Linked DNA regions of Homo sapiens: regions 1 and 3 are each linked to region 2. A link is a loop called in an ENCODE intact Hi-C map of the cell type or tissue named here. Cell type or tissue: ovary. All regions are shown on one strand. Links, peaks and the distances in the headings refer to the core of each region. The heading gives the core; the rest is flanking DNA. Region 1 overlaps LINC03153 (long intergenic non-protein coding RNA 3153). Region 2 overlaps GPR157 (G protein-coupled receptor 157). Region 3 has its middle 6.8 kb from the start of LINC03153.

What was found. A loop is a pair of places that touch in the nucleus more often than their neighbours do. Peaks named below come from ENCODE experiments on the same cell type or tissue, not always from the same donor. Only the 100,000 strongest peaks of a DNase experiment are listed, where the experiment ranks them.
Region 1: a loop joins it to region 2, with 6 times the contacts of the local background. A loop is called at or near these places in 75 of 110 quality-filtered maps.
Region 3: a loop joins it to region 2, with 2.7 times the contacts of the local background. A loop is called at or near these places in 22 of 110 quality-filtered maps.

What each region holds. Positions count from the first base shown.
Region 1 is chr1:8,912,745-8,923,270 of GRCh38, forward strand. All of the region lies in intron 1 of LINC03153 (long intergenic non-protein coding RNA 3153), which reads right to left. Among named protein-coding and RNA genes, the nearest start is that of LINC03153, 8.9 kb to the right of the region's middle. In ovary, for the core only: a CTCF peak has its summit at 5,542; no DNase peak of the experiment used is centred there.
Region 2 is chr1:9,105,428-9,115,953 of GRCh38, forward strand. GPR157 (G protein-coupled receptor 157) reads right to left here. Exons shown (of 4, transcript NM_024980.5): 2 at 5,849-6,062; 3 at 59-253. Among named protein-coding and RNA genes, the nearest start is that of GPR157, 18 kb to the right of the region's middle. RefSeq lists an enhancer at 5,262-5,311 and a silencer at 10,209-10,409. In ovary, for the core only: a CTCF peak has its summit at 5,500 (motif pointing right); a DNase peak (open chromatin) is centred at 5,504; H3K27ac peaks cover 411 bases.
Region 3 is chr1:8,928,386-8,938,911 of GRCh38, forward strand. No RefSeq gene overlaps it. Among named protein-coding and RNA genes, the nearest start is that of LINC03153, 6.8 kb to the left of the region's middle. In ovary, for the core only: no CTCF peak of the experiment used is centred there; no DNase peak of the experiment used is centred there.

The sequences.
Region 1 (10,526 bases), core at 3,052-8,051, 190 kb before region 2:
TGAGAAACACCCAAGAATGATCAATTAAAAAAAAAAAAAAATAACCAACCAGTAGCCCTTGGGGCTGCTCTATGGAGTAGCTTTTGTTTCTCCTCTAATAAACTTGCATTCACTTTACTCTGAAAAAAAAAAAAAAAAAAAGAAAGTGGCCCAAAGACCCAGGGTGATTAAGGTCTCTAGAAGATTCTTGCTATTCTCACTGAGTATTTTAAAACTACATTTTACTACATGGGAAACTCCTCAGAAATCATCCCAGTGTTCTTCTTTTTTCTTCTTCTTCTTTTTTTTTTTTTTGAGACTGAGTATCGCTCTTTCGCCCAGGCTGAAGTGCAGGAGCGCGATCTCGGCTCACCACAACCTTCGTCTCCCAGGTTCCAGCGATTCTCCTACCTCAGCCTCCCGAGTAGCTGGGACTACAGGTGTGTGCTACCACACCTGGCTAATTTTTGTATGTTTACAAAGATTAAATGGGGTGACAAAAATTAGATGGGATTTCACCATTTTGGCCAGGCTGGTCTCAACCTCCTGGTCTCAAGTGATCCGCCATCCTCGGCCTTCCAAAGTGCTGGGATTACAGGTGTGAGCCAATGCGCCCGGCCATCCCAGTGTTATTCTTACTGATTGCTGTGTGTGTGTGTGTGTGTTTGTGCGGGGGTGGGTGGGTGTGGGTGTGTTTTCTTTTCTTTAAAAAGTTTTTAAAATTTGAGTCAGGGTCTTGCTCTGTTGCCCGGGCTGTAGTGCAGTGGCATAATCATGGCTCATGGCAGCCTCAAACTCTTGGCCTCAAGCAATCCTCCCATCAGCCTCCCCAAATCCTGGAATTTAACAGGTTGGCCAAGAGCAGTGAGCCATTCATTGCACCTGACCGTGTGCGTGTTTGCTAAAAAGTGCAGATAACTTACTCCCTGGTTTGTTTTCTTAGTGAGCTCATATTGTCTACCTTCTAAAGACCAAAGCGTCAGGACTGCAGAGCCCCATTCTGGCTTTGGCAAACACGTGGAGTGAGACTGGTTTCCACCTGAGAAATAACCCTTCTGGTTTCCCTCCGAGCATGCTCCTCTCCTGCGCGTTACCTACGTGGTAGGGAGATGGTGTTGCACACTGCAGAGGCTCACCCCATAGAGGGAGAACTTCCTAAACTGAGCTGAGTCCTGGTGTCCCGTGAAACACTCTACAGAGGGTGCCTGGGGGTGTCTTTCTCGGAAAAGACTCCCCCAGGTAGTGAGGAAGGCAGGACCTGGCAGAGGGAGAACCCAGTGTTGCTGGAACTGAGGCCGTTTCTGCAATGAAGCTCTGGTCCCAAATTGAGACATGAGGTCTGGGCCTTTGCATCTCTGTTTCTTTTCACTTTTAATTTTATTTTTTCTTTTTTTTGAGACGGAGTCTCACTCAGTCGCCCAGGCTGGAGTGCAGTGGTGTGATCTCGGCTCACTGCAACCTCCGCCGCCCGGGTTCAAGTGATTCTCCTGCCTCAGCCTCCCGAGTAGCTGGGATTGCAGGTGCGTGCCACCACGCCGGGCTAATTTTTGTATTTTTAATAGAGATGGGGTTTCACCATGTTGGTCAGGCTGGTCTCGAACTCTTGACCTCAGCTGATCCACCCACCTCGGCCTCCCAAAGTGCTGGGATTACAGGCGTGAGCCACTGCGCCCAGCTCTTTTTGCTTTTCGAAAGTATGGCTATTTGAAAATTAAAATGACATCCAGGGCTCACTGGATTTGCTCATACAAAGGCAGGGGCATCTAGACCACAGAGAGTAATCGGTGCTGGTTCAATGGCCTTGAACACTACTCATTTTATCAATGAAAAATCATTCTTAGCTCTCATTGTGCTAATTAACAAACCATCTGGTGTGGATTGGAGATAGAGCTAGAGTGGCTTTTGTTGAGTCTTTCAAATGTAGGTTCTAATCACCCCTGGAATTTCGCGCTCCCAATTCCGCAGCGCTGACTGCCCCTAGAAAGCAGGCTGAAGCTAAGTGACACGTACAGTTGGTGCTGAGGGTTTTTGAAGTAAATTACAGGCACGCTTTTCAAGCTCTGAGCTCTTGAGAAGACCACTGAGCTCAAAGTTAGTCCAACAAATAATGTTCATCATACACAGCATCTTCTGTTTAAGAAGGCAGGAAATTGGCCGGGTGCGGTGGCTCACACCTATAATCCTAGGACTTTGAGAGGCCGAGGCTGGCAGATCACTTGAAGTCAGCAGTTCGAGAGACCAGCCCACATGGCGAAACCCTATTTCTACTAAAAATACAAAAAATTAGCCAGGCATGATGGCGTGTGCCTATAGTCTCAGCTACTCGGGAGGCTGAGGTTGAGAATTGCTTGAACCCAGGAGGCGGATGTTGCAGTGAGCCCAGATCATGCCACTGCACTCCAGCCTGGGCGACAGAGCGAGACTGTATCAAAACAATCAAGCAAAAATGGTTGTTGTCAACACAGTGGGTAACATCTGAACCAAACAAGCCAGGAAATTGAGCACTTGGTTTTAGAAAACTTTTCATCCAAAAAGGGTTAACAGATTTATAATGTGAGTTTAAAGGGGTCATCTCGAGTTTTCAAGAACATTCATTTATGCCAAGCAGCTCCTTCTCCACTGATATCAAAGATATTTTACTGTAGAGGGCACCAAATACACCCCTTCATTATTTTCTCCTTTTAAAGAAAACAGGACAAATTAGTGACCTGGAAGGTTTGGATAAAAACACATCAGAGAAATCATTGTTTTGAGAGTTCTTTTCAGCTTAATTAATTCACATTGGCTGCTCAAATTCATTTTAGGTCTGGAGGCGATTTTCAAACAAAATGTTATGACAGAGATCATAACAAAGATTTGGAGCAAAGATTTCTGTTTGCTGAGCTGTCACTCAAGCTAAACAGATAGCAACAGGGAATCTTTAGGCAAATTAACTTTCCCCTGAATGGGTTCTTTTATCCTGTCCATCTGCATTCATTCCCATGGGTACTTCGAGACCGAGCTAACAAGTCAGATATACATAATAAAGAAAATTGCTCAAGGGAAAAAAAAATCAACTGTTCATTTGGGAAAATGTGGTGCTAGTCTAAATACAATTCTCTATTAATTTCAAGGGGTCTAAAAATCTATCACCAGTTCTTCAAAAAGTTAAACAGACTTATCCTGTGGCCCAGCAATTACATTCCTAGGTACGCACCCCGAAGAACTGAAAACAGATAGTCAAACAAATACTTGCACACAAATGTTCATCGCAGCACTATTCTCAATAGCCAAAAAGTGGAAATTACTCAAAATTCCATCAACAGATGAATGGAGAAACAAAATGTGGTATATACGTATACAACAGAATATCATCCAGCCGTGAAAACAAATTAACTACTGATGTGTGATACAACGTAGATGAACCTCAGAAACATGACCTTAAGTGTTAAAAGCCAGACATAAAGATCATGATTCCGCTTATGTGAAATATATGAATGATCCCCTTTATACGAAATATTCAGAATAGGTGAATTTATCAAGACAGAAAGCAGATCAGTGGTTGTCAAGGGATGGGGAGGGGGGAATGAGGAATGACCGCTAATGGGTACGGGGTTTTCTTTCGGGGTGATGAAAATGTTTTGGAACAAGATAGAGGGGCTGGTACGCAGCATCTGTGAAGGTACTAAATGCCACTGAAGTGTACTTTTTAAAAACGTTAATGTGGTGAGGTGCGGTGGCTCACGCCTGTAATCCCAGCATTTTGGGTGGCTGAGGTGAGTGGATCACCTGAGGTCAGGAGTTCGAGACCAGCCTGGCCAACATGGTGACACTCCGTCTCTACTAAAAATAGAAAAAAATTAGCCAAGTGTGGTGGCGGGTGCCTGTAATCCCAGCTACTCAGGAGGCTGAGACAGGAGAATCACTTGAACCCAGGAGGCAGAGGTCGCAGTGACCCGAGATCTTGCCATTGCACTCCAGCTTGGACAAGAGCGAAACTCTGTCTCAAAAAAAAAAAAAAAAGTTAATGTGTCCAGCACAGTGGCTCAAACCTGTAATCTCAGCATGTTGGGAGGCTGAGGCAGGAGGATCACTTGAGCCCAGGAGTTCGAACCAGCCTGGCGCACAGGATGAAACCCTGTCTCTACTAAAAATACAAAAATTAGCCGGGCATGGTGGCACGCGCCTGTAGTCCCAGCAACTTGGGAGGGTGAGGCAGGAGAATCACTTGAACCTGGGTGGTGGAGGCTGTGGTGAGCTGAGATTGCGCCACTGCACTCCAGCCTGGGTTACAGAAGGAGACTATGTATCAAAAAAAAAAAAAAAAAAAAAAAAAAAAAAAAAGTCCGGGCGCGGTGGCTCACGCTTGTAATCCCAGCGCTTTGGGAGGCCGAGGCGGGCAGATCACGAGGTCAGGAGTTTGAGATTATCCTGGCCAACATGGTGAAACCCTATCTGTACTAAAAACACAAAAATTAGCTGGGTGTGGTGGCTCGTGCCTGTAATCCCAGCTACTCGGGAGGCCAAGGCAGGAGAATTGCTTGAAACAGGGAGTTGGAGGTTGCAGTGAGCCGAGATCACACCACTGCACTCCAGCCTGGCGACAGACTGAGACTCTGTCTCAAGAAAAAAATATATAAAAAAAGTTGCTCGTGCCTGTAATCACAGCACTTTAGGAGGCCGAGACGGGAGGATTGTTTGAGCCCAGTAGTTCAAGATCAGCCTGGGCAACATAGCAAGACCCTGTCTCTATAAAATAGGAAAAAAAAGAGGTTAATGTTGTATTATATTACTTTAATTTTACCCCAATATGAGTTTGTAAACAAATCAAGTTCTCTGTAAACAAGTATTTGATGGTCTGGAAAATGGGATTGCCTCAATATCCAAACAGCCGTTTCTGGGCAGCTTCCTGACCATCCGGTAGGTTTCTTGGTCCAGCCCTGAGTCTCCTTGGCAATGCATCAGGGAGACACCAGGCTCATTCCTCTTTCCTCGTGGCTTCCATATCTTTCCATCCCTCAGCCCTCCGCAGAACCAGCTGTTTGCGGTCACACCGTGGATCTTGTATGAAGCAAAAACAAAAAAAACAGGGCCAGGCGCGGTGGCTCACGCCTGTAATCCCAGCACGTTGGGAGGCTGAGGTGGGCAGATCACTTGAGCTCAGGAATTCAAGACCAGCCTGACCAACATGGTGAAACCCCATCTCTACTAAAAATACAAACATTAGCCAGGCACGATGGCTCATGCCTGTAATTCCAGCACTTTGAGAGGCCAAGGTGGGTGGATCAAACTCCTGAGGTCAGGAGTTTGAGACCAGCCTGACCAACATGGTGAAACCCTGTCTCTACTAAAAATACAAAAATTAGCCGGGCATGGTGGTGTGCACCTGTAATCCCAGCTACTCGGGAGGCTGAGGCTGGAAGATGGCTTGAACCTGGGAGGCAGAGGTTGCAGTCAGCCAAGATTGTGCCACTGCACTCCAGCCTGGGTGACAGAGCGAGACTCTGCCTCAAATACAAAAACAAAAACATAACAAAAATTCTGCACAGTATTTTTCTGACCACTGGGTGTCATGAGCGTACAATAAATGCTTCAGCTGGAAAAACTGCATATTTACAGGACTGCCTTCAATATGGTGGTGGTTCTCCTGACTGCAGGGGATGCGGCAGCAAGTAATAAACCCTTCAAAAGTTGCTTTGTTTTTGCAAGCAAGACATTGAGAAGCAGAGAAAATGTAGACAGTTGAAGATAAACAAAAACACAGCACTGGCTGCTTCTTTGCGTTTTCCAGAATATTTCAGTGGAGCAGCTGTTACGGGAGGAATATAAAAATCTAAAGTAAGGCTGGGAGCAGTGGCTCACTACTGTAATCTCAACACTTTGGTAGGCTGAGGCAGGAGGATTGCTTGAGGTCAGGAGTTCAAGACTAGCCTGGGCAATATAGCAAGACTCTGTCTCTACCAAAGCCAGAAAAAAAAAATCTAAAATAAAGTATTCTTAGGGACACCTCTCAAGAATTGTAACTAAGAGGTGGGCAAGGTGGTTCCTGCCTGTTGTTTCAGCTACTGAGTTTCAGGCTGCAGCGTGCTGGGATAGCACTTGTGAATAGCCACTGCTCTCCAGTCTCGGCAACATAGCAAGACCCTGTCTTTAAAAAAAAAAAACAGTTCTGAAAGAAAAATGAGCAACCTTGAACCCTTTGGCCTCAGACAGTACAGGGCTTGCTCACCTAGAAAGTTAAAATAAAGAAAGTGGGCCGGACATGGTGGCTCACGCCTGTAATCCCAGCACTTTGGGAGGCCGAGGCGGGTGGATCACCTGAGGTCAGGAGTTTGGACCAGCCTGACCAACATGGTGAAACCCCATCTCTACTAAAAATACAAAATTAGCCAGGCATGGTGGCACGTGCTTGTAATCCCAGCTACTCAGGAGGCTGAGACCAGAGAATTGTTTGAACACGGGAGGTGAAGGTTGCAGTGAGCCGAAATTGTGCCACTGCACTCCAGCCTGGGCATCAAGAGCGAAACTCCTCAAAAAAAAAAAAATAAATAAATAAAATTAAAAAAGCAAGCAAGCAAGTGGTTGCTTATTGTCACTATTTATATCCCAATGACTGGTCTTTTAATTTTACTAGAGAGCAACTTCCTTGTCAATTGCCCTGAACAGAGTTGATCTCACTTCAGAGCAGTATGATTATGAATTTTCAGCTCTACCAAGTTTTGGCATCAGCATTTCCTCATTGATAAAAGTACTCTTGATTTCTTCTCTCAGCTGGGGTAGCTCAGAGAGGCCTGAATGTGCAAACCAGTACCTTTATTTATTCTTCTTGGCTGTGGAAAATCGTCCATTATAGGAATATTGTTAACATTTTTTTTGGGGTGGTGGGGGTCGGAGTCTTGCTCTGTTGTCCAGGCTGGAGTTCAGCGGCATGATCTCGGCTCTCTGCAACCTCCGCCTCCCAGGTTCAAGTGATTCTCCTGCCTCAAGCTCCTGAGTAGCTGGGATTACAGGTGTCTGCCACCATGCCCAGTTAATTTTTGTATTTTTAGTGGAGACGGGGTTTCACCATGTTGGCCAGGCTGGTCTCGAACTCCTGACCTCAAATGATCTACCCACCTCAGCCTCCCAAAGTGCTGGGATTACAGGTGTGAGCCACCGTGCCCGGCAACGTTTTTTTATATAATGTTTTTTTGAGATGGAGTCTTGTTCTATCGCCCAGGCTGGGGTACAGTGGTGCAATCTTGATTCACTGCAACCTCTGCCTTCAGGGTTCAAGTGATTCTTGTGCCTCAGCCTCCTGAGTAGCTGGGATTACAGGCATATGCCACCATGCCCAGCTAATTTTTGTATTTTTAGTAGAGATGAGGTTTTGCCATGTTGGCCAGGCTGGTCTCGAACTCCTGGCCTCAAGTGATCTGCCTGCCTTGGCCTCCCAAAGTGCTGGGATTACAGGTGTGAGCCACAGTGCCCTGTCAACTTTTTTTTTTTTTTTAAGTTAAGAATGAAGGTCAACAAATTAAGTTGGAAGTAAACCGGGGCTCTTGATAGGTTAAATCTAACACATCCAAGGACACCAGGGTCATTTATACCAACAGGGTCTGTCTACAAGTTATAAGGTTTTAATGTGTTTTATTTTAGAGATGGGGTCTCGCTAAGTTGCCCAGGCTGTATTTGAACTCCTGGGTTCAAGGAATGCTCCTGCCTCAGCCTCCCAAATAGCTGGGACTATAGGTGTGTGCCACTGGGCCCAGCTTAATTGTTCTTAAAAGCCTATCTATGTTCATGAAGGTCAAAGTGTTGAAATCTGGCCATGCAGGGTGGCTCACGTCTGTAATCCTAGCACTTTTGGAGGCTAAGGCGGGCAGATCACTTGAGGCCAGGAGTTTGAGACCAGCCTGGCCAACATGGCAAAACCTCATCTCTACTAAAAATACAAAAATTTAGCTGGGCATCATGGCATGCCCCTGTAATCCCATCTGCTTGGGAGGCTAAAGCAGGAGAATCACTTGAACCTGGGAGGGGGAGGTTGCAGTGAGCTGAGATCATGCCACTGTTCTCCAGCCTGGGTGACAGAGTGAGACTCTGTCTCAAAAAACAAAAAACAGGCTGGGCGTGGTGGCTCACGCCTGTAATCCCAGTACTTTGGGAGGCCAAGGTGGGCCAATCACCTGAGGTCAGTGGTAGAGACCAAGTTACCCCTCCCTTCCCCCATAAGCCTCACAAACAGCTCTTGTAACTCCTCTGTGAGGCTGCTAAACCACTATAACTTCCTCCTCAGACTGCCCCCATTACCCGTCTTCTTTGTTCTATTCCAGTGATTGTTTTTGCAAAATTCCAAAACAGACCCAGGCAAACAGACCCAGGATATAGTCCCACCTGGAAAATCCCCAAGCCTCACCCCCTATATCAATCCCCTGCTTTGCTAGCTCGGGGCTGCCTCCTCTGACTATAAAGGAACAGCCCGGCAGGTTAACAAACTTGCTGGCCTGACTTTGGGTCTACTTGTCTTATCTCTCGGCAACCCTTACATTTTAGTGCCGAAACCCGGGAAGGGGATAGGCTCTGGCTGGACATCCTTAAGGGACTCTCCCTCTCTCTCTCTCTCTGTCTACTCCCCATCGCCATCACCCCTTCTCCCAGCTGTCCTCCCCTTCCCAAACCTGCCAAAGACCCGAAGAATCTCCTAGACTCTACCATTGCTGGCGACTGCATCCACCATCAGGGCCTCCACAGGGGTCAGTAAGAGAGACCCTTACCATTTACCTGGAATCCTTGACCGACTCTTTCTTGCCCGAAAGACCCAGCGCTGGGTCAAGGGCTTCCTCCAGCCTCCAGGCCTTTAGTTCCTCCATCTCGGGGATGCCTGATTCGGGGGTTACCTCCCTTCTCCTGGCACGATCGGCAGGACAGGGGATGCCTTCTCCTGCCGTTCTTGTCATCGGCAGTCTCTTCTTCCTCTACCCTCTCCTTCCCTTCACCATGGGAGCCTCTCAGTCTACCCTTTCCAAGATTACCCCCTTCAGGTGTCTCCTGCGCAATCTCAATGCTCTCTGCCTCTGTTCAGAGGTCCGTCCTAAGAGGCTTATCTTTTACTGTAACACTACATAGCCTCAATATAAATTAGACAGTGGTTCCCAATGGCCCGAAAACGGCACTTTCGATTTCAGTGTACTCAGGGACTTAGATAACTTTTGCCATCGCAATGGAAACTGGTCTGAGATTCCTCATGTCCAGGATTTTTTCACCCTCTGTTGCCATCCTTCTCTTTGCCAGTCCTGTTCAACCTTCCAAATCCTCCCTGCCTGCTCCAAGCCTGACTCGTCTTCTGCTTCCCTCCCATCAGCTCCAACCGACGACTCCTCTTCTTTTGACCCTGCTGACTTTTCCATTCCCCAACCGCGCCCTAATCCTCCTCCCCATCACCCCGACCCTCCACCGTATGCCCCTGCTCCAGCTCTGTCCCCTTCTCCTCCTCTCTCAAACCACCTGGCTTCAGACTGTAAGTCCTCCCTGTCTCCACTTCTTACCTGCTCCCGGACCCGGGATGCCCTTCCTTACTCCCGCTCCGAGAGGTCGCAAGAGCTGAAGGAATTGTCCATGTCCATGTTCGTTTCTCTCTTACTGATCTTTCCCAAATCAAAAAGCATCTTGGGTCCTTCTCCTCTGATCCCAATACTTACATCAAAGAATTTAAATATCTCAGCCAGTCTTATAAACTTACTTAGCATGATCTCTATATTATTCTCTTCTCTACCCTCTTTCTGGAAGAGAAGGAAAGAGTGTGGCTCTCGGCCCAGGCACATGCCAATGACCTCCATCAGGAAGATCCTACTAAGCCAGTAGGGGCTGCAGCAGTCCCCCAGGAAGAGCCTTCCTGGGAATAGCAACCCACAGACCCCAGCCGAGCGTCCTGAAACCATATGGTTACTTGCCTCATTGTAGGCCTTAACAAAGCTGCTCACAAAGCTGTAAACTTTAAAAAAACTCAAAGAAATTTCCCAAAGAGCAGATGAAAACCCTGCTGAGTTTCTTTCCCACCTTACAGAGGTTCCCCAAAAATATACCTGTGTTGATCCTACCTCCTGTAAAATGACTATTGTCCTCAATACTCATTTTATTTCCCAATCAGCCCCAGACATTTGGCGCAAACTTAAAAAGGTCGAGGATAGCCCTCAAACCCCACAGCAAGACCTCCTTAACCTGGCTTTCAAAGTCTTTATAACAGGGTTGAGCAAAATAAATTAAATAAAGCCCAAAGAGATTGTGCTAAATACCAGCTTCTAGCAGCGGCTATCTGTCAGCCTAGGCATAGTACCGAAGGGCACAAAAGATCTGATAGCAGCATCCCTCGCAGGCCTTGTTTCAAGTGCAGCAAGGAAGGCCACTGGGCGGGGGCATGTCCTAATTCACGAGTACCAAAGAGCCCTTGCCCGGTTTGTCAACAGATAGGTCACTGGAAATCTGATTGTCCCCTCAACAGTCAGACAAACCTGTCCCTCCAGACCTCCACCTCTTCAGCAACACAAAGGGCGAAGAGCCGCTTGCACTCTTGCAGCTCCTTGGCCTGG
Region 2 (10,526 bases), core at 3,514-8,513:
ATCAGGCTGTGCCTCCTCTGGGGGCAGGGACGACAAGGGCCAGGGAGGGCAGACCTACATGCAGAACCACCAGCACCGGCGTCTGCACGGCCGGGGAGCCACAGAGGGTCAGCACGAACCGCACGGTGCTCCAGACCCTGAGGCCGATGAAGATGAGCGGGATGAGCACCAGCTTCTTGTCCGCCATGGAGGAGTGGCGCAGCAGGCGGTGCTCCTGGGAGAGGATGGGCCGGTACTCAGAGAGTGCCGTGTGCTGTGTGGGGACAGCGAGGGCAGACTTGAGTGGATAGGCACCCTCCCGCCACGTCCACCCAGGCTGCCCAGGTCTTCCCAGGGACTTGAACTAGCTCAGGGAGGTAGGGGAGATGTGTGGTGGAGCCCGGATCCTTCTCCTGAACCCTGACTGCTAGATCCTCTGCCCAGTCCCCACCTCCACATGGAGGTCTCAAAGTCATCTGAAACAGCTCACATCCAAGACAGAAGATGGATCTTGACCCCTGAGGCCAATGCTCCCTTCCCAGTCTCAGCTCATGGAAACAACAGCTTTCTCGTTGCCCAGGCCAAAGCCTTGGGGCTCTGTTTTGACCCCTTTCTTTGTCCCATAGCCCACATCCGATCCCCAGCAAGTCCTGCAGCCCTCTTTTTTTGTTTAAAATAGATGCAGGGTCTCCCTATGTTGCCCAGGCTGATCTCAAACTCTTGAACTCAAGCAATCCTCCTGCCTCGGCCTCTCAAAGTGCTGGGATTACAGGCATGAGCTGCCACCGTGCCGACCTCTAACTTCAAAACAGATCCAGACTCTGGGTACTTCTGCCACCTTCTGCCACTGCCCCCGTGTCCAGGCCACGTCACCACGTCTCTGGATGGGCTCCCTCCTCCGCCTCTGCCACCCCCTCCTGCTCCCCCCTACAGTCCATTCTCAACACAGAAGCAGCAGGGCTGCTTGAAAACCCGAGTCTGCTCCAGTGAGTCCTCCACTCGGAGCTCTTCAGCGCTCCCCACTCCACATGCTCCTTACGGTCGCAGCGGGGCCAACCCTTATGGTCACAGTGGGGCCAACCCTGAAGCCACACCGACCTCCTTGTTATGCTGCAGACACGCAGCACCCCCGCCCCAGGGCTCCGCACTGGCTGCTCCCTTGCTCTGGAATGCCCGTCTCCATCTGTCCCCAGGGCTCCCCCCGGCCCTCTTCAAGACTTTGCTCAAGCAGCACCTTCTGGATAAGGCCCGACACCCCTATTTAAACTGCACAGAGGCCGGGTGCAAAGGCTCATGCCTGGAATCCCAGCACTTTGGGAGGCCGAGGTGGGTAGATTGCTTGAAGTCAGGAGTTCGAGACCAGACTGGCCAACATGGTGAAACCCCATCTGTACTAAAAATACAAAAATTAGCTGGTTGTTGTGGCACGTGCCTGTAATCCCAGCTACTTGGGAGGCTGAGGCAGGAGAATCGCTTGAACCTGGGAGATGGAGGTTGCAGTGAGCCAAGATCGCGCCACTGCACTCCAGCCTGGGCAACAGCAAAACTCCAGCTCAAAAATAAATAAGTAAATAAATAAATACATAAATAACTGCACGTGCACTTCCTAGACAGTCCCATCCTCACGTTCCGCTTTTTATTTTAGTCTGTTTCCCACAGTTTGTCTCACCCTCAGTCCCACGATGTTATTCACCCTTGTTCCTTGGGCTTATTGCTTATCATCGTCCTCCCCTCCAGAATGCAAGCCCCCTCCCTGCACAGGGAGGGCCTGCTGTACCCCCAGCCCACCCACCTCCTCTCCAGAAGGAGAACAAAAACGTGAGCTCGAGCCAGACTTGGCTTTCCTCCTGGGAATGTCTTTCATGAGAGGAAGGAGGAGATTCCTTCCAGATCAAAGCTGAATTTGTAAAAATAGATGAAACTGCTCATGATGAACACGTGATTTTTTTTGGCCAGGAGTGGTGGCTCATGCCTGAAATTGCAGCACTTTGGGAGGTCAAGGCAGGAGGATCGCTTGAGCCCAGAAATTTGAGAGTAACCTGGGCAACAGAGTGAGACACTGTCTCTACAAAAAATTTAAAAATTAGCTGGGCATTGGCCAGGAGCAGTGGCTCATGCCTGTAGTCCCAGCACTTTGGGAGGCTGAGGCGGGCAGATTACTTGAGGCCAGGTGTTCAAAACCAGCCTGGCCAACATGGTGAAACCCCGACTCTACTAAAAATACAAAATTAGGCTAGGCGCGGGCACAGTGGCTCATGCCTGTAATCCCAGCACTTTGAGAGGCTAAGATGGTCTGGATCACTTGAGGCCAGGAGTTCAAGACCAGGCTGGCCAAAATGGTGAAACCTGTCTCTACTAAAAATACAAAAAAATTATCGAGGCATGGTGGCGCACACCTGTGGTTCCAGCTACTTGGGAGGCTGAGGCATGAGAATTGCTTGAACCCGGGAGGCAGAGGTTACAGTGAGCTCAGATTTGCCATTATACTCCAACCTGGGCAACAGAGCAAGACTCTGCCTTAAAAACAAAAACAAAATTAGCCAGGTGTGGTGGCACACACCTGTAGTCCCAGCTACTCAGGAGACTGAGGTGGAAGTTGCAGTGAGCCAGAGGTGGAAGTTGCAGTGAGCCAAGATTGAGCCACTGCACTCCAGCCTGGGCAACACAGTGAGACGCTGCCTCTAAAACAAAAAATGCATTTTTGAGCCAGTCCTGTGCCTGGGATGCTGACGGCCCAGGGGAGGGGAGACGCCCAAGGTATTCTGCCAGCACCTGGTGTCTTGTGGAGTCACTGCTGCATCGTGGTATCTCTCAGCCCCCAATCTTCTGCAACTAACCTGCTCAGAGCCGCCCTCCTCCTCCTCCTCCTCCTCCAGCTCACCGATTCTTGGCTCATTCCTAGCTAGAGGCAACTAGCACATTCTCAGCTCCCTGCCCACTTCGATCCCGTTTTTCTGAAACACTTGCTGATTTGGAAAAGAGGACCCATTGTCACCCGTAAGGGTCAGCCTCAGCCCCGCAGGCTTCCTGCCCTGCCAAAGGAAAGGCAGAAAGAAAGACACACAAAGGGCATCTGTAGAGGAGAGTCCTGGGCAGGGCCTGGCGGAGTGCCTGGGATACTTCATCAGGGGTCCCGGAAACTTTCCAGGGCAGTGGAAAAGAAGAGGAGGTGAGAAGGGCATCCATCACCTGGGCAGGAGACCAACTACTAATAAAAGTCTAGAAGAAGACAAAAGATCATTTCATTTTTTCTTTTTTTTGAGACAGGGTCTCACTCTGTCACCCAGGCTGGAATACAGTGAACTCCCAGGCTCAAGTGATCCTCCTGCCTCACTGTCTCAGCCTCTCAAGTAGCTGGGACTATAGACATGCACCAGCACACCAGCTAATTTTTTTTTTGAGAAGGAGTCTCTCTGTCACCCAGGCTGGAGTGCAGTGGCGCGATCTCAGCTCACTGCAAGCTCCGCCTCCCGGGTTCACACCATTCTCCTACCTCAGCCTCCTGAGTAGCTGGGACTACAGGTGCCCACCACCACGCTCAGCTAATTTTTTGTATTTTTCATAGAGACAGAGTTTCACCGTGTTGGTCTCGATCTCCCGACCTCGTGATCTGCACACCTCGGCCTCCCAAAGTTCTGGGATTACAGGCGTGAGCCACCGCACCCGGCCCTAATTTTTTTTTTTTTTTTTTTTTGAGATGGAGTCTTGCTCTGTGGCCCAGGCTAGAGTACAATGGTGCAATCTCGGCTCACTGCAACCTCTGCCTCCTGGGTTCAAGTGATTCTCCTGCCTCAGCCTCCTCAGTAGCTGGGATTCTAGGCACCTGCCACCACGCCCAGCTAATTTTTGTATTTTTATTAGAAACGGGGTTTCACCATGTTGGCCAGGCTGGTCTTGAACTCCTGACCTCAGGTGATCTACCTGCCTCGGCCTCCCAAAGTGCTGGGATTACAGGCATGAGTCACCATGCCCAGCCTTAATTTTAATTTTTATTTATTTTTTTTGAGGTGCAGTCTTGCTCTGTCGCCCAGGCTGGAATGCAGTGGCGTAATCTTGGCTCACCGCAACCTCCATCTCTTGGGTTCAAGTGATTCTCCTGCTTCAGTCTCCCGAGTAGCTGGGACTACAGGTGTGTGCCACCACATCCAGCTAATTTTTGTTATTTTTGGTAGAGACAGGGTTTCACTGTGTTGGCCACACTGGTCTGGAACTCCTGACCTCAAGTGATCCACCCACCTCGGCCCCCCAAACTGCTGGGATTATGGGCATGAGCTACTGCACCCAGTCCAAAAAGAAGATTTCAGACCAATGGGAAGTCCCACAGCCATCTCCAGCAAGGACTCCACCTGAGGCAGAAGTGGGGTCTAGGGCGGGTGAGAACTGGTTACATTTCCAAGCAAAAAGAAAAGAGAAAACTAAAGGTCTTGACGCGAGAAGACACAACGGGAGTGGAGGGTGGGGATTAGGTGTCCAGATGGCCACAGCTGCAAGGTGCCTCCTGACTCAGAAATGGCTGCTGGGTAGACAGAATGGCCTACAAGATGGGTACACACCCTCCTACAATTTCAGCCCTGAAAACTCAGAGGGCAAATAGAAACACAGGGACTCACTCCAGCAAGCCTGCAGGATGAGCCCGGAAGTCTAAATTCAGAGCATTTCCTCTGGACCTATCTTACTGCCCCAGCCACTCCTCACATTGAATCTTTGCCTGTAGTTACTTGCACTTCTGCCTCTCTCCAGGAGGGCAGGATCCATGTCTGAGTCCTCAAGATGAACTCCCATGCTATACAGCACTCTGGTGCTAGGAGATGCTCGGTAAAAACATACTGAATGAGGCCGGGCGCGGTGGCTCACGCCTGTAATCCCAGCATTTTGGGAGTCCGAGGTGGGCGGATCACTTGAGGTCAAGAGTTCCAGACCAGCCTGGCCAACATGGTGAAACCCTGCCTCTACTAAAAGAACAAAAATTAGCTGGGCGTGGCGGCACGTGCCTATAATCCCAGCTACTCGGGAGACTGAGGTAGGAGAACCACTTGAACCTGGGAGGCAGAGGTTGCAGTGAGCCGAGATTGTGCCACTGCACTCCAACCTGGGCGACAGAGCAAGACCCTGTCTCAAAAATAAATAAATAAATAAAACTAAAATAACATACAGAATGAGTGACCGAGTGGATCAAAGAATGGGTTAATCTGTGGCCTTTTGCAGGCGTTTGCTTGTGGCCAGGAGGAAGCCCCTAGTTCCACATGTGCAGACTGGGAGGCAGGAACAAGGAGGAACTGGGCCAAGGTGTCAGAGGAAAGCCATTCTTTCGTAGGCTCTCCAGCCAGCCCAGCCTACTCATTTCTGAATTCTGGAAACCCCTGCCATTTAGGATATAATAAATCACTAGGAAAAGTTAGGTGAGTTATTTGCGTCACTGATTGTGAAATTCCACAGTCTTCCCTTCCCCTGGGGCAGCCCGGCCTTGGGTCTGTCCTCACCTTTTAGCTAAATTCCTCAAGTTTAAGCAGCCACCACAGGCCGTCCACCAGGGGGCAGGAGAGGGCCATGACCAAGGACACAGCAGCCCTGTCTGCAGCAGCCCTGTGCCCCCACAGGCCCTTAATCGGCTAAGCCTCGTTTCCTTATCTACAAAGGAGTAACAGGACCCGGCTCCTAACGGGGCAGTGGGAACCAATGCACGATCCGTGTAACACAGCGTGTTGCATGGTGTCTGGTGCACAGTAAGTGCCTGGTCCCCTCTGGCCCATCACTGGTTCTGTCCCCAGAGACGCAACCTGTCCCCTCGGGGGGCCAAACTCAATGCCAGGCCTTGCACCTGGGCACAGCGGCCATGCAGAGGGCCCTGAGCTCTAAGGGCAGCGCCTACCGCTCTGTTGATGTGCTTCCGGACCAGGAGGTACAGCAGAGGCAGCAGCACATATGCCAGCATCTCCCACAGCTTCCCCGTCAGCAGCATCCACAGGACATGGTCCTTGGCCTCCAGGTCGATCCAGCACCAGCCCACAGACACGTCCGAGGCGTCATAGCCAATCTTCTTCAGGGCGACGGCTGCCACAGTGATGACCAACGGGACCCCCCAGCTGAGGAAGGAGGAGAGAAAGAGGCATCGGGGTCAGGCCATGGCTCCCGGCAATGTCAGCCTTCGCAAAAATGACGGAGGACGCCCTTCAGAAAGGGGATGCTCTCCAGAGCCTGGATGGCACAGTGGCCCTGGAAAATAAGAAGGGGTAGGTGTTGCCCTGGGAGCCTGGCTCTACTTTAGAATTCTTCGGGGACTGGCATTAGAATGGAGTGACGTGGGACAGCCAGCTCCCAGCGTGTGCCCAGCTCCTTTTGCATACATGTGTGTACAGAGTTCGAGACCAGGCTGGCCAACATGGTGAAACCCTGTCTCTACCAGAAATACAAAAATTAGCTGGGCGTGGTGGTGCACACCTGTAATCTCAGCTACTTGGGAGGCTGAGGCAGGAGAATCATTTGAACCCAGGAGGTGGAGGTTGCAGTGAGCTGAGATTGTGCCATTGCGTTCCCGCCTGGGTGACAGAGTGAGACTCCATCTCAAAAAAAGAAAAAAGAAGAGTTTTGTATACATGTGTGTACAGAGCACAGGGCCAGGCAGGTGTGTGTTTGCTGCTGTCGTGACTGTTGTGAGTCACGTCCTGCTGTCCCAGGTTTCAGGCCTGTGGTGCAGACAGTGGTACTGCGTGAGGCCTGTCTGGTTTCTGTTCCAGGAAGCCTTGGGCACCAGCGTGCGAACACCTGTCCATGCTCGTGCAAATGTGCCACAAACAATCAGCGCCCCCTGGTCAGCCCTTGGGTCTAGGAGTGCACACACTGGGGGCTTAGGGTTGCCTGGGCAGGGAATTCCAGGGTTCTGCTTACCTTCGGCAGGCTCTAGGAGGGGGAACGTGGGCTTTGGGCAGTGTGTCCCTTTGGCCTTGAGGACTTCTTACACAATGGCGGGGAACAGAACCTGGCAAGGGTCAACGGGGACCTTTGAAAACATAAAGCTCAGGTAGGGGCCCCTCTAAGGGCAGTGTTGGGCTCAGTTTTCTTTTTTTGAGACGGAGTCTCGCTCTGTCACCCAGGCTGGAGTGCAGTGGCACAATCTCAGCTCATTGCAACCTCCACCTCCTGGGTTCAAGCGATTCTCCTGCCTCAGCCTCCTAAGTAGCTGAGATTACAGGCGTGCACCACCACGCCCGGCTAATTTTTGTATTTCTAGTAGAGACAGGGTTTCACCATGTTGGCCAGCCTGGTCTTGAACTCCCGACCTCAGGTGATCCACCTGCCTCAGCCTCCCAAAGTGCTGGGATTATAGGCCTGAGCCACCATGTCCAGCCCAGGCTCAGTTTTCTAGAGCGCTCTCCCACAGCCAGCCACACAGCCAGGAGTAGGCCCCTTCCCTGTGGTCCTTGAACCAGTCTGTTCCTTACATAGCAATGGAGCACACAAAGGCTATAGTGGCTCCTGAGAGAGGCAGGTAGTGGGGTAGTTAAGAGCTTGGATTTTAGTGTAGTGGGCTTGGATTTTAGTGCAGCGGGCTGGATCCAAGTCCCACTTCTGCCCCTGCTTGGGCAAGTTATTTAGCCTCAACATGCCAGGTTCTCTGCAAAGTGTGGATGACGACAGTGACTACAGGGTGTCATTGTCGGGTCGTTATGAGAACAAATACATGTGTGTACAGAGCACAGGGCCAGGCAGGTGTGTGAGTGTTTGCTGCTGTCGTGACTGTTGTGAGTCACGTCCTGCTGTCCCAGGGTTCAGGCCTGTGGTGCAGACACTGGTGCTGCGTGGGGCCCGTCTGGTTTCTGTCCTGGGAAGAAGACACAAGTACCCCTGTCCTAGGTCAGGTGCCTGGAGCGCAAAGCCTTAGGTAAACAGGAATGATACTATGATAACTGTGAGATCAGAGTTCAACATGAATCTGAGGCCAGAATGAGGCCAGGAGAACTGTGCTTCAAGGGTTTCTCCCAAATGCTGCAGGGCTGGCAGAGCAGGCCAGGCAGGGATGAGGATGGAAGGGAAAAGTCAGTTCCCTGGGACTGGGAAGGCCTCATGCAGGATGCTTCCAGAACAGAGGGGCCCTGGCCAACCATCCCCTCTGCAGCATTCTCCAGTCCCCACTGGCCTCTGTAGGGAAGGGCAGGAGGGCTGATGGCAGAGTCACATCACCCTCAGTGGCCTCGGTGGCAGGAGGCAGCATGTCCTGTTGGAAGTCACAAAGACACAGGAGCAAAAAGACCACAAAAGGCCAGGCGCGGTGGCTCATGCCTGTAATCCCAACACTTTGGGAGGCCAAGGTGGGCAGAACACTTGGGGTCAGGAGTTTGAGACCAGCCTGGCCAACATAGTGAAACCCCATCTCTACTAAAAGTACAAAAATTGGTGGGCGTGGTGGTGCATGCCTGTAATCCCAGCTACTTGGGAGCCTGAGGCAGGAGAATCGCTTGAACCTGGGAGGCAGAGGTTGCGGTGAGCCGAGATCACGCCACTGCACTCCAGCCTGGGTGACAGAGCAAGACCCTGTCTCAAAAAAAAAACCAAACACACACACACACACACACACACACACACACACACACACACACCACCCATAAAAGAAAGGGTTGTTTTAAAACTCATGACAGGCCAGGCGAGGTGGCTCACGCCCGAATCCCAGGACTTTTGGGACTTTGGGAGGCCAAGACAGGTGGACCACCTGAGGTCAGGAGTTCGAGACCAGCCTGGCCAACATGGTGAAACTCCGTCTCTACCAAAAATACAAAAATTAGCCAGGTGTGGTAGTGCGTCCCTGTAATCCCATCTTAGTGGGAGGCTGAGGCGGGAGAATCCCCTGAATCCAGGAGGTGGAGCTTGCAGTGAGCTGAGATTGCGCCACTGAACTCCAGCCTGGGTGACGAAGTGAGACTGTCTCAAAAAAAAAAAAAAAAAAAGTAATCGGCTCTTCAAGTGCCACCACGCCAATCCTCTAGTCATAATGTGCTGTTCCTCGTTACTTTACAGTTGCAGGATTCCGCTAAGGAATTCTGGGAAGGAGGTGAGCACTGTATGTAGGAACAGTCCCCCTGCAGGAGGCTGGTCTGGAGCTGGGGGTCACTCAAATAGGGGATTCCCCTCTGAGTTGGGCCTGGGAGGGTCACGGTCGGCACAGCACTCCTTTGGGCTCCCTCTGCATCCCGACGGGCCCTCATGGGAAACCGGGGGACCACACGGAACCGCACTCTGTAACTTTAGGGTTGCAGTACTAAAGCTACAAGGCGGTAGATTTCTTCTGTGATACTGAGTTTGTGCTGGGAAATAACCAAAGGGAAGGTCAAATAGGCAGAGGGTTTTGAAAGGGTTAAGAATGTGGGTTTAAATTAGCCAGGCGTGGCAGTACACACCTGTAATCCCAGCTACTCAGGAGGCTGAGGCAGGAGAATCATCTGAACCTGAGAGGCAGAGGTTGCAGTGAGCCAAGATTGTGCCACTGCACTTCAGCCTGGGTGACAGAGCGAGACTCCGTCTCAAAAAAAAAAAAAAAAAAAAAAGAATAAAAGAATATGGGCCTGATCAACAGGGAGGGGTTGTTTGAACACACAGAAGGAGCAGCTGTGTGAGGGCCAGAAGCTGCCAGAGGGTGGTATTTGAGAGAGAGGAGGTAAGAGGTAGAATCAGGGAGCCGGTGGAAATGGAGAGGGTGGAATGGTCCACTGATCCTGCAAAGCGGGCTGAGCCAGACTGACTCATGTACAGGCATGGACAGTGGTGTGTTGGGAACATTTCACAACTGGCTCTCCAGAAAAACATAGACGTGTGCATGTGTGCATGTATGCATGTTTACACACACACACATATAAATGTATAAATTTCACCTGCAGGATGTGAAGCATACAATTTATAAATAATAATAAAGTATACAATAATAATACTCCTTCTTTATTGTCCATTTCATGCAGCCAATTGATTCTCACAGAATGCTTTTGTTGATTTCAGCCAAACCCTGGATTTTGCCAACCTGTGGATGCAATCAGCAAATGAGAGCGCTCCGTGGCATGAAGTTAATTGATGCTTTCATTTCCCTTAACGGGATGAAAATGAAGTAAGGAAGACATAGAAAACAAGACATATGTTGGTTGCTCATGTCACTGGTTGGTGACATGAGCAACTTCTTTGCTGAATCAGGTACGAGTTTTCTTCCCCCCACACTGGGAGACTGTTTCCTCAATTTGTTTCTGCTCCATGATCCTGTCTCTTCTCCTTACCTCTTTTTTACATACTGGGTTTTCTGCCTGCCCCAACACAGCTGCCATCTCTTCTTAAGCTCAGAGATAAGTAACACTTAAGTTTAATCTATACCTTTAATGTCTTCTCCATTACTTTCTTAAGTCTAGATCAGGGGTCCAGCAAACTGTGGCTCTCAGGCCAAATCTGGCCCACAGTTTTTTTTTTTTTTTAGATAAAGTTTTATTGCAACACAGGCACACCTAGTCATTTACAGATTGTCTACCGCTGCTTTCAGGCAGAGTTGAGCAGTTACAACTGAGACTGCCTGGTCCACA
Region 3 (10,526 bases), core at 3,584-8,583, 180 kb before region 2:
GAAGCTGAGGCAGGAGCATCGCTTGAGCTCAGGAGTTTGAGAGCAGCCTGGGCAACACAGCGAGACCCTGTTTCTTAAAAAAAAAAAAAAAGAAGAAGAAGCCTATTCATGTTCATGAGTGTGGGAATATTGAAATCCCAGGCCCAATCCATTAACAGACCATAACAGGTCTACCTTCAATATATTTTCTAAGTGATGTTTAGAAAATATACACTGAAACAGTGTATATGTGAGGATGTATCACTTAGGAATGCTTTCAGATGCAAGTAACAGAACATCCAATTACCAGTGACCCAATAAAAGAGGAGTGGCTGGGCATGGTAGCTCATGCCTGTAATCCCAGCCCTTTGGGAGGCTGAGGCAGGTTGATCACGAGGTCAGGAGTTCAAGACCACCCTGGCCAAGATGGTGAAACACCGTCTGTACTAAAAATACAAAAATTAGCCGGGCATGGTGGTGCGTGCCTGTAGTCCCAGCTACTCGGGAGGCTGAGACAGAGAACTGCTTGAACCCAGGAGACGGAGGTTGCAGTGAGCCTAGATCACACCACTGCACTCCAGCCTGGGTGACAGAGCAAGACTTTGTCTCAAAAAAAAAAAAAAAAAAAGAAAGAAAGAGGAGTAATTTTTCTTGGAAAACAAGACATCTGGTGGCAATTGCTGGCACTGCCTCAGGTGCCCTATGGAGCTTTTGAGGACCCAGGCTCTTCTTCTCTTCTGCTCCACTGTCGTCAGCATGCTGGCTTTTTATCTTCATGGCTGCAAGATAGCTGCCACAGCTCCAGGCATCAGACCTAATTTTAGGACCAAAGAAGGGAGGTGAAGCAATGCTGTCACGCTCCCCTGCTCTCCTCTGGCCTGTTTTTTGTTTTTCTTTTTTCGAGACAGGGTCTGGTTCTGTTGCCCAGGCTAGACTGCAGTGGCGCGATCATAGTTTACTGTAGCCTCTACCTCCTGGGCTCAAGTGATCCTCCTATCTCAGCCTCCCCAGTAGCTGGGACCACAGGTGTATGCCACCACATCTGGTTAATTTTTTTTTTTTTTTTAGACAGAGTCTTGCTCTGTCACCCAGGCTGGAGTACAGTGGTGTGATCTCAGCCCACTGAAACCTCCACTTCCTGGTTCCACCTTAGCCTCCTGAGTAGCTGGGACTACAGGCACATGCCACCACACCTGGCTAATTTTTGTATTTTTAGTAGAGATGGGGTTTTACCATGTTGCCCAGGCTGGTCTCGAACTCCTGACCTCAAGTGATCAACCAGCCTTGGCCTCCCAAAGTGATGGGACTACAGGCGTGAGCCACTGCAGCTGGCATGCCTGGCTAATTTTTTACATTTTTTATAGAGATGGAGTCTCACTTTGTTGCCCAGGCTGGTCTCAAACTCCTAGCCTCAAGTGTTCCTCCTGCCTCAGCCTCCCAAAGTGCTGGGATTACAAGTATAAACCACCGTGCCCAGTTGCCTATTTTTATAAGAAAGCAAAACCTTGCCCAAAAGTGTCTCCAGGGCCCTGTATGTCTCATTAGCTAAAAGTGAGTGACATGTCTGCCCTTAGCCACAAGAGGGGCTGGGAAGGGGGCAAGGGAAGGGGATTGGTGTCTGCCACAGTTGAGTAAATGGAAGAGATTGATCAATAAAAGATGACACTTACATAAGGGACCAAAAAAGCCCAGCAAATATGGTCTGAAAACTACAAAAGTCTTGGGAAGATCATTCAGCCATTTATTCATTCATTCCTTCTATTCAATCCTGTTAGGATTTTTACATCTGAGTTCATGAATGGCACTGGCTTATAATTATTTTTCATGCTGTTCTTGTTAGATTTGGGTGCCAAAGATATATGAGCCTCACAAAATGAGTTGGAGAGAGTTTTCTGTTTTTGGCAAACTTTTCCTGTAAAGGGCCAGATGGTAAACATGTTGGGTTTTCCAGGCCCTGTGTCTCTGTTGTGACTGCTTGGCGCAGCCGTTAGAGTGTGAGAGTAGCCACAGACGATACGTAAAAGCCAAATTGGGCCCACAAGCTGTGGTTTACCTAGCCCTGTCTAAGCTATGTTTTATGTAATTTTGGAAATGTTTGTTTCTTCAATGTTTGGGAAAACTTGCCCATAATATGTTATGGGCTTGTTTTTGATTCATGAGAATAGTTTTCTACCGTTGGTTTGATTTCTTTAATAAATACAGAATTATTCTGATTGTCTCCTCTTAAACATTGTTAAGTTATATTCTTGTAGGAATTTGTCTATTTGATCTACATTCTCAAATTAACGGACAAAGAACTTTTCATTATTAACTTTTTTTTTAATCACAGTAAAATATACACAACATAACATTTACCATCCTAACCTTTTTTTTTTTTTTTTGAGATGGAATCTCGCTCTTGTCTCCAAGGCTGGAATGCAATGGCGCCATCTCGGCTCACTGCAACCTCCGCCTCCCGGGTTTAAGCAATTCTCCTGCTTCAGCCTCCTGAGTAGCTGGGATTCCAGGCACCCGCCACCACACCCGGCTAAGTTTTGTAAATTTAGTAGAGGTGGGGTTTTACCATGTTGGCCAGGCTGGTCTCAAACTCCTGACCTCAGGTGATCTGCCCACCTCGGCCTCCCAAAGTGCTGGGATTACAGGCGGGAGCCTCTGCACGCGTCCCGTCCTAATCTTCTAATCATTTTGAGGTGTACAGTTCAGTTATGCATGTTCACATTGTGGTGCAACCAATCTCCAGAACTCTTCATCTTGTAAAACTAAACATGTAAGCCACTTTTTTTTTTTTTTTTTGAGACCAAGTCTCACTCTGTCGCCCAGGCTGGCGTGCAATGGCATGATCTCAGCTCACTGCAACCAATGCCTTCCTGGTTCAAGCGATTCTTCTGTCTCAGCCTCCCATGCAGCTGGGATTATAGGTGCGCACCACCACACCTGGCTAATTTTTTGTATTTTTAGTAGAGACGGGGTTTCACCATGTTGGCCAGGCTGGTCTCAAACTTCTGACCTCAAATGATCCATCTGCCTTGGCCTCCAAAAGTCCTGGGATGACAAATGTGAGCCACTGCACCTGGCCTTAAGCCACTTTTAAGTGTACAATTTGATGGCATTAAGTCCAGTCACACTGTTGTGCAATCATCACTGCTATCTATTTCTAGAACTTTTTCATCATCCCAATCTGAAACCCCGTATCCATCAAAAAATAACTCCCCATTCCCCTCTGTCTCCAGCCCCTGTTAACCACTATTCTACTTCCTGCCTCTATGAATATATCCATTCCAGTTACCTCATATAAGTGGAATTATATAACATCTGTTCTTTTGTGCCTGGCTTATTTCACTTAGTGTAATATTTCCAGCGTTCATCTTCATCACAGCATGCACCTCTCAGAATCCCATTAGATAAAGTGCATGACATGTCTACCTTTAGCCACAGAGGGGCTGGGAAGTCGGTGGCCACTTTATTTTTTATTTTATTTTATGTTTATGTATTTATTTTTTTGAGATGGAGTCTCCCTCTGTCCCCCAGGCTGGAGTGCAATGGCATGATCTCGGCTCACTGCAACCTCCACCTCCCAAGTTCAAGTGATTCTCTTGCCTCAGCCTCCCAAGTAGCTGGGATTATAGGCACCCGCCACCATGCCCAATGAATTTTTTGTATGTTTAGTAGAGATGGGGTTTCACCATGTTGGCCAGGCTGGCCTTGAACTCCTGACCTCAGGTAATTCACCTGCCTCGGCCTCCCAAAGTGCTGGGATTACAGGCATGAGCCACCGTACCTGGCCCTATTTTATTTTATTTTATTTTATTTTGTTTTATTTTATTTTATTTATTTTGAGACAGAGTCTTGCTCTGTTGCCTAGGCTGTAGTGCAGTGGTGCCATCTTGGCTCACTGTGCCATCTTGGCTCACTGTGACCTCTGCCTCCCAGGTTCAAGCGATTCACCTGCCTCAGCCTGCTGAGTAGCTGAAACTACAGGCATGTGCCACTGTGCTGGGCTAATTTTTGTATTTTCAGTAAAGAAGGGGTTTTACCATGTTAGCCAGGCTGATCTTGAACTCCTGACCTCAGGTGATCCACCAGCCTCGGCCTCCCAAAGTGCTGGGATCACAGGTGTGAGCTACCGCGTCTGACCTCATTTAATTTTTTTAATTTTTAAAATTGAGGTGGGATCTCACTATGTTGCCTAGGCTGGCCTCGAACTCCTGGGCTCAAGCGATCCTCCTGCTACTGCCTCCATTTGAGATGATTTTGTGAACTGTACATTTATAATTTGTGCAATTTTCAGTAGATAAAACTTAAAACGTTAATAATTGGCCAGGTATGGTGGCTCACACCTGTAATCCCAGCATCACCAGAAGAAAGTTATACCCCGAAATAACTGTTACACCCCTGAGTAACTTGTCTCCTGGGTCAAAATCATGCCCAGCTCTCCTGGAGGCCCCCTTCCAATCATTTCTAACACTATAGGTCAGCTTTGTCCATTTTGGAACTTTATAAAAATAGAATCAGATTCTATACTTCTTCTATGATTGGCTTTTTTCATCAACATATTCTAAGATTCATCCATGTTGTTGCCTATAGCTGTAGCTAATTCATTCTGTTGTATGAACGTAGCACCATTTATTTATCCATTATGCTATTAGTGGCTATTTGGGTTGTTTCCAATTTGGGGGTATAATGAGTAGGGTTTTTATGAACATTCCTTTTTTTTTTTTGAGATGGGCTGTGTTGCCCACGCTGGAGTACAGTGGCATGATCTTGGCTTACTGCAACCTCTTCCTCCTGGACTCAAGTGATCCTCCAGCCCCAGCCTCTGGAGTAGCTGGGACTACAGGCACGTGCCATCACACCTGGCTAATTTTTGTATTTTTTGTAGAAATGAGGTTTTGCCATGTGGCCCGGGCTGGTCTCAAACTCCTGGACTTAAGTGATCTGCCTGCCTCAGCCTCCCAAAGTGCTGGGATTACAGGTGAGAGCCACCATGCTCGGCCATGAGCGTTCTTATACATGTCTGTTGGCACCCAAATGTACAGATTCCTGTTGGGTATATACCTATGAGCAGAACTGTTAGGTCATAGGATTTGGATATATCAACTTTAGTAGATAGTGTTTTCCGAAGTAGCTGAACCTGTTTCCTGCACCCTCACTAGCAATGTATGAGAGTTCGCATTGCTTTGAAATCTTGCTAACATTTGGTATTGTCAGTGTATTAGTCCATTTGCACACTGCTAATAAAGACATACCCGAGACTGGGTAATTTATACACGAAAGAGCTTTAATGGACTCACAGTTCCACCTGGCTGCGGTGGTCTCACAATCATGGTGGAAGGCAAGGAAGAGAAAGTCATGTTTTACATGGATGGCAGCAGGCAAAGAGAGTTTGTGCAAAGAACACCCTCTTATAAAACCGTCAGATCTTGTGAGACTTATTCACTCTCAAGAGAAAGAGCACGGGAAAGACCCTCCTCCATGATCAATTACCTTCCACTGGGTCCCTCCCACAACACATGGGAATTGTGGGAGCTACAATTCAAGATGAAATTTGGGTGGGGACACAGCCAAACCATATCAGTTAGCCTTTTAAATTTTTGCCAGCAGGGTGAGGGTGACTTTGCAGTGGTATCACTATGGTTTTAATTTTCATTTCTCTTGTCACTAAAGAGGTTGAACCTCTTCAGATGTTAATTGGCCATCTGGAAATCCTCTTTTGAAAGGTACCATGAGTCTTGGCCTATTTGAATATGAGCTGGATTTTTTCTCATTTATTTGTAAGTGTTCTTTATATATTCTGGATATGGGTCATTTGTTGGTTACATGTACTGAAAATATCTTCTCCTACTATGGGGCTTGGCATCTCACTTGGTATGACATGTTTGGATGAACTAAAGTTTTTAGTTTTTCTTTTTTGGGGGTAGAGATGTGGTCTTGCTATGTTGTCCAGGCTGATCTTGAGCTCCCGGCCTTAAGTGATCTACCTTGGCCTCCCAAAGTGCTGGGTACAGGTGAGAGCTACCATGCCCCTCGAGTTTTTAACTTTTGTGTTGCTCAGATTATCTCTCTCTCTCTCTTTTCTTTCTTTTTTTTTTTTTTAGATGGAGTCTTGCTCTGTCACCCAGGCTGGAGAGCAGTGGCTCGATCTCGGCTCACTGCAAGCTCCACCTCCAGGGTTCACGCCATTCTTCTGCCTTAGCCTCCCAAGTAGCTGGGACTACAGGCACCTGCCACCACGCCTGGCTAATTTTTTATATTTTTAGTAGAGATGGGGTTTCACCGTGTTAGCCAGGATGGTCTCGATTTCCTGACCTTATGATCCACCTGCCTCGGCCTCCCAAAGTGCTGGGATTACAGGCATGAGCCACCATGCCCGGCCTATAATCTCTTTTTTTTAATATTCTGTTTAAGAAATTCTTTTTTGTTTTTTTGAGACAGAGTCTCACTCTGTCACCCGGGCTGGAGTACAATGGCATGATTTCAGCTCACTGCAACCTCTGCCTCCTGGGTTCAAGCAATTCTCCTGTCTCAGCCTCCCAAGTAGCACAGATTATAGGCGTGCACCACCACACCCCGCTAATTTTTGTAGTTTTAGTAGAGATGGGGTTTTGCCATGTTGGCCAGCCTGATCTCAAACTCCTGACTGCAGGTGATCTGCCTGCCTTGGCCTCCTAAAGCTCTGGGATTACAGGCGTGAGCCACCACACCCAGCCCTGTTTAAGAAATTCTTTTTTTTTTTTTTTTTGAGACGGAGTCTCGCTCTGTCGCCCAGGATGGAGTGCAGTGGCACAATCTCAGCTCACTGCAACCTCCGCCTCCTGGGTTCAAGCGATTCTCCTGCCTCAGCCTCCAAGTAGCTGGGACTACAGGTGCGTGCCACCACACCCAGCTAATTTTTTGTATTTGTAGTAAACCACAGTGTTAGCTAGGATGGTCTCGATCTCCTGACCTTGTGATCTGCCCGCCTCGGCCTCCCAAAGTGTGCTGGGATTACAAGCATGAGCCACTGTGCTCGACCAAGAAATTCTTAAAAAAAAAAAAAAAAAAAAAAAAGAAATTCTAGTAGCACAGAGACTGAAGAAAAAAATTCTTGCCAATTCCCTCGTTTATTCAGGTATTGAATTTCTCTCAGTAATCTTTGGCCAGGTGTGGTGGCTCACACCTGTAATTTCACACTTTGGGAAGATGAGACAAGGCAGATCACTCGAGCTCAGGAGTTCCAGACCAGTCTGGGTAACATGACAAAAACCCATCTGTACAAAAAGTGCAAAAAAAATTAGCTGGGTGTGGTGATGCATGACTATAATCCCAGCTTCTCAGGAGGCTGAGGCAGGAGGATTGCTTGAGCCCAGGAAGTAGAGGCTACAGTGAGCTGAGATCATGCCACTGTATTCCAGCCTGGGCAACAGAGTGAGACCCTGTCTAAAATAGTAATAATCTTTTATTAGAGTTATTCATGGGTGTCTGATATTTTCTGATGACATTGTAAAGTGGTAGAAGTTTTTAAAGAGAAACTTAATTTTAGTATAGTTTTAGATTTACAGAAAAGTTACAAAGACCATGCAGAGTTCTTGTAATGGTATAATTTTTAAAATCAAAAAAACTTTACATTTCATTTTCTAATTGTTGCTGTTTTGCAGAAATACAATTGTATTTTGTATATTGACTTTTTTTTTTTTGAAACAGAGTCTCTCTCCCTATTACATCTCTTTTATTTTTAGATCAATATGTGAAAGTTTGCTGGGTGCAGTGGCTCATGCCTGTAATCCCAGCACTTTGGGAGACCAAGGCAGGATGATCACTTGATCTCAGGAGTTTGGAACCAGACTGGGTAGCATGGTGAGACCCCATTTCTACAAAAAATTAAAAATTAGTTGGGGATGGTGGTGCAAACCTGTAGTTCCAGCTACTTGGGAGGCTGAGGCAGAAGGATCACTTGAACTTGAGATTTTGAGGCTGCAGTGAGCTTTGATCATACCACTGCACTCCAGCCTGTGTGACAGAGTAAGACTCTAAGAAAAAAAAGTATGGGGCCAGGTACAGTGGCTCACACCTGTAATCCCAGCACTTTGGGAGGCTGAGGCGGGTGGATAACGAGGTCAGGAGTTCGAGACCAGCCTCGCAAACATAGTGAAAGCCTGTCTCTACTAAAAATACAAAAAATTAGCCAGGCGTGGTGGCGAGTGCCTGTAATCCCAGTTATTTGGGAGGCTGAGGCAGGAGAATCGCTTGAACCCAGGAGGTGGAGGTTGCAGTGAGCCAAGATCGCGCCACTGCACTCCAGCCCTGGTGACAGTGTGAGGCTCTGTCTCAAAAATAAATAAATAAATAAATAAATAAATAGAAGAAAAAAATATGATAGAAGTTTGTGTGGACACTAAGTAAAAGACTGCATATTTTTTTTTTCTTTTCTTTTCTTTTTCGAGATGGAGTCTCACTCTGTTGCCCAGGCTGGAGTGCAGTGGTGTGATCTTGGCTCACTGCAACCTCTCCCTCCCAGGTTCCAGTGATTCTACTGCCTTAGCCTCCTGAGTAGCCGGGATTACAGACATGCGCCTGGCTAATTTTTTTATTTTCAGTGGAGATGGGGTTTCACCACTTTGGCCAGGCTAGTCTCGAACTCCTGACCTCAGGTGATTTGTCCGCCTCAGCCTCCCAAAGTGCTGGGATTACAGGCCTGAGCCACTGCGCCCGGCCACAAGACTGTATATTTCTGATGTGGAGCTTCCCTCTTCATGCCAAACTGTGATTCAGCCAAAAGTTGACTCTTGTATCTTGGGTGAGGGAGGCCACATTCAAGGAGTGCTGGTCTGAGCACGGTCTTTTTTTTTTTTGAGACAGGGTCTCACTCTGGTGCCCAGGCTGGAGTGCAGTCACGTGATCTCAGCTCACTGCAACCTCCGCCTCCTGGGCTCAAGCGATTGTCCCACCTCAGCCCCACAAGTAGCTGGGACTACAGGTGCAAACGACCACAACTGGCTTGTTTTGTTTGTTTGTTTGTTTGTTTGTTTTTGAGACGGAGTCTTGCTCTGTTACCCAGGCTAGAGTGCAGTGGCATGATGTTGGCTTACTGCAACCTCCACTCCTGGGTTCAAGTGATTCTTCTGCCTCAGCCTCCCGAGTAGATGGGACTACAGGCATGTGCCGCCAGGCCCAGCTAATTTTTGTATTTTTAGTAGAGACAGGGTTTCACCATATTGGCCAGGATGGTCTCGAACTCCTGATCTCATGATCTGCCTGCCTCGGCCTCTCAGAGTGCTGAGATTACAGGTGTGAGCCACCGTGCCCAGCTCCACCTGGCTAATTTTTGTATTTTTTGTAGAGATGGGTTTTTACCATGTTGCCCAGGCTGGTCTTTAACTCCTGAGCTCAAGTGATCCACCAGCCTCAGACTCCCAAAGTGGTAGGATTACAGGCGTGAGCCAGCGAGCCCGGCTCACACTGGGTGTTTGACCCTGCTTCTCTCTTTACTGTTTTGCAGGTTACCAGGACTTTTCCAGTCTAGTCAGCTGACTCTAGTCATATCACTGTGACCATTAAGAGCTCAGAAAAAATGTCCTGGCAATAGTACATTCTTTGGACAGGCTAGCCCTTGTTCATTTGGCTCCTCTATGACTCTTCATTCCTGGTATATTTCATGACATTGCTGAGTTATTACTCCGTTCTCTGAAGTCTAAATCCAATTTTCAGCAACTCATGGTTTAATTTATCTTGGTAATTCCCAATATCTTTGTGGTAGGCTGAATAATGACCCCCCCCAAAATGTCCACATCCTAATCCCCTGGAACCTGTGTATGTTACATTACACGGCAAAGGGGACTTGCATATGTGACTAAGTCTCATCTCATCATCCTGGATTATCTGGGTAGACCCTAAATGTAATCACAAGGACCGTAATATGAGGGAGGTCAAGAAGATCAAAGGAGGAAGTGAGGGAGGGGGCAGTTAGCAGCTGGTTAGGCAGATAGAGAGGGAGGGTCTCTGGAGAAGGACAGAGTGGGACAATGTTCACAGAAACAACTGAAGAACAGCTAAAGGGAAGAAATGTGGTTAAGAATTTCCCCTTGTGCCAGGATGTTGCTCAAAAGTGACTGTCCCAACCAAGGCGCAGGTGCAATAAATCAACCTAAATGTCCTTCACTTGACCCAGCTCATTATAATGTCATTAACATAACATTAGCATTGTGGTTTTAGCCCCCTGGTGGGTTTTGTTTAGGCACTCATGGATAATAACCAAGATGGAGTCACTCTGGCCAACCCCAGGCGTATACAGATGCAACACTCCTAGGAGGGAATTTTACCCTCCCATTTGAGCAAAGCCCACAAAAGACTTCCTGGCTTCTGCGGCATAAAAGACACAGAACTCAGCCCTGTTTCTGGCAACTTGCTTTTGTTGCAATAAACTGAGGAATGGAGAGACCAATATGAGAGAAACAGGAGGATTGTTTATTTTCGGTATGCACTGGCTCAGTGGACTCACATCCAAAAAGCTGAGCATTGAACAAAGACAGAGTGGGGTTTTTATAAGTGGCCTTACAGAAGCAAAACAAAAG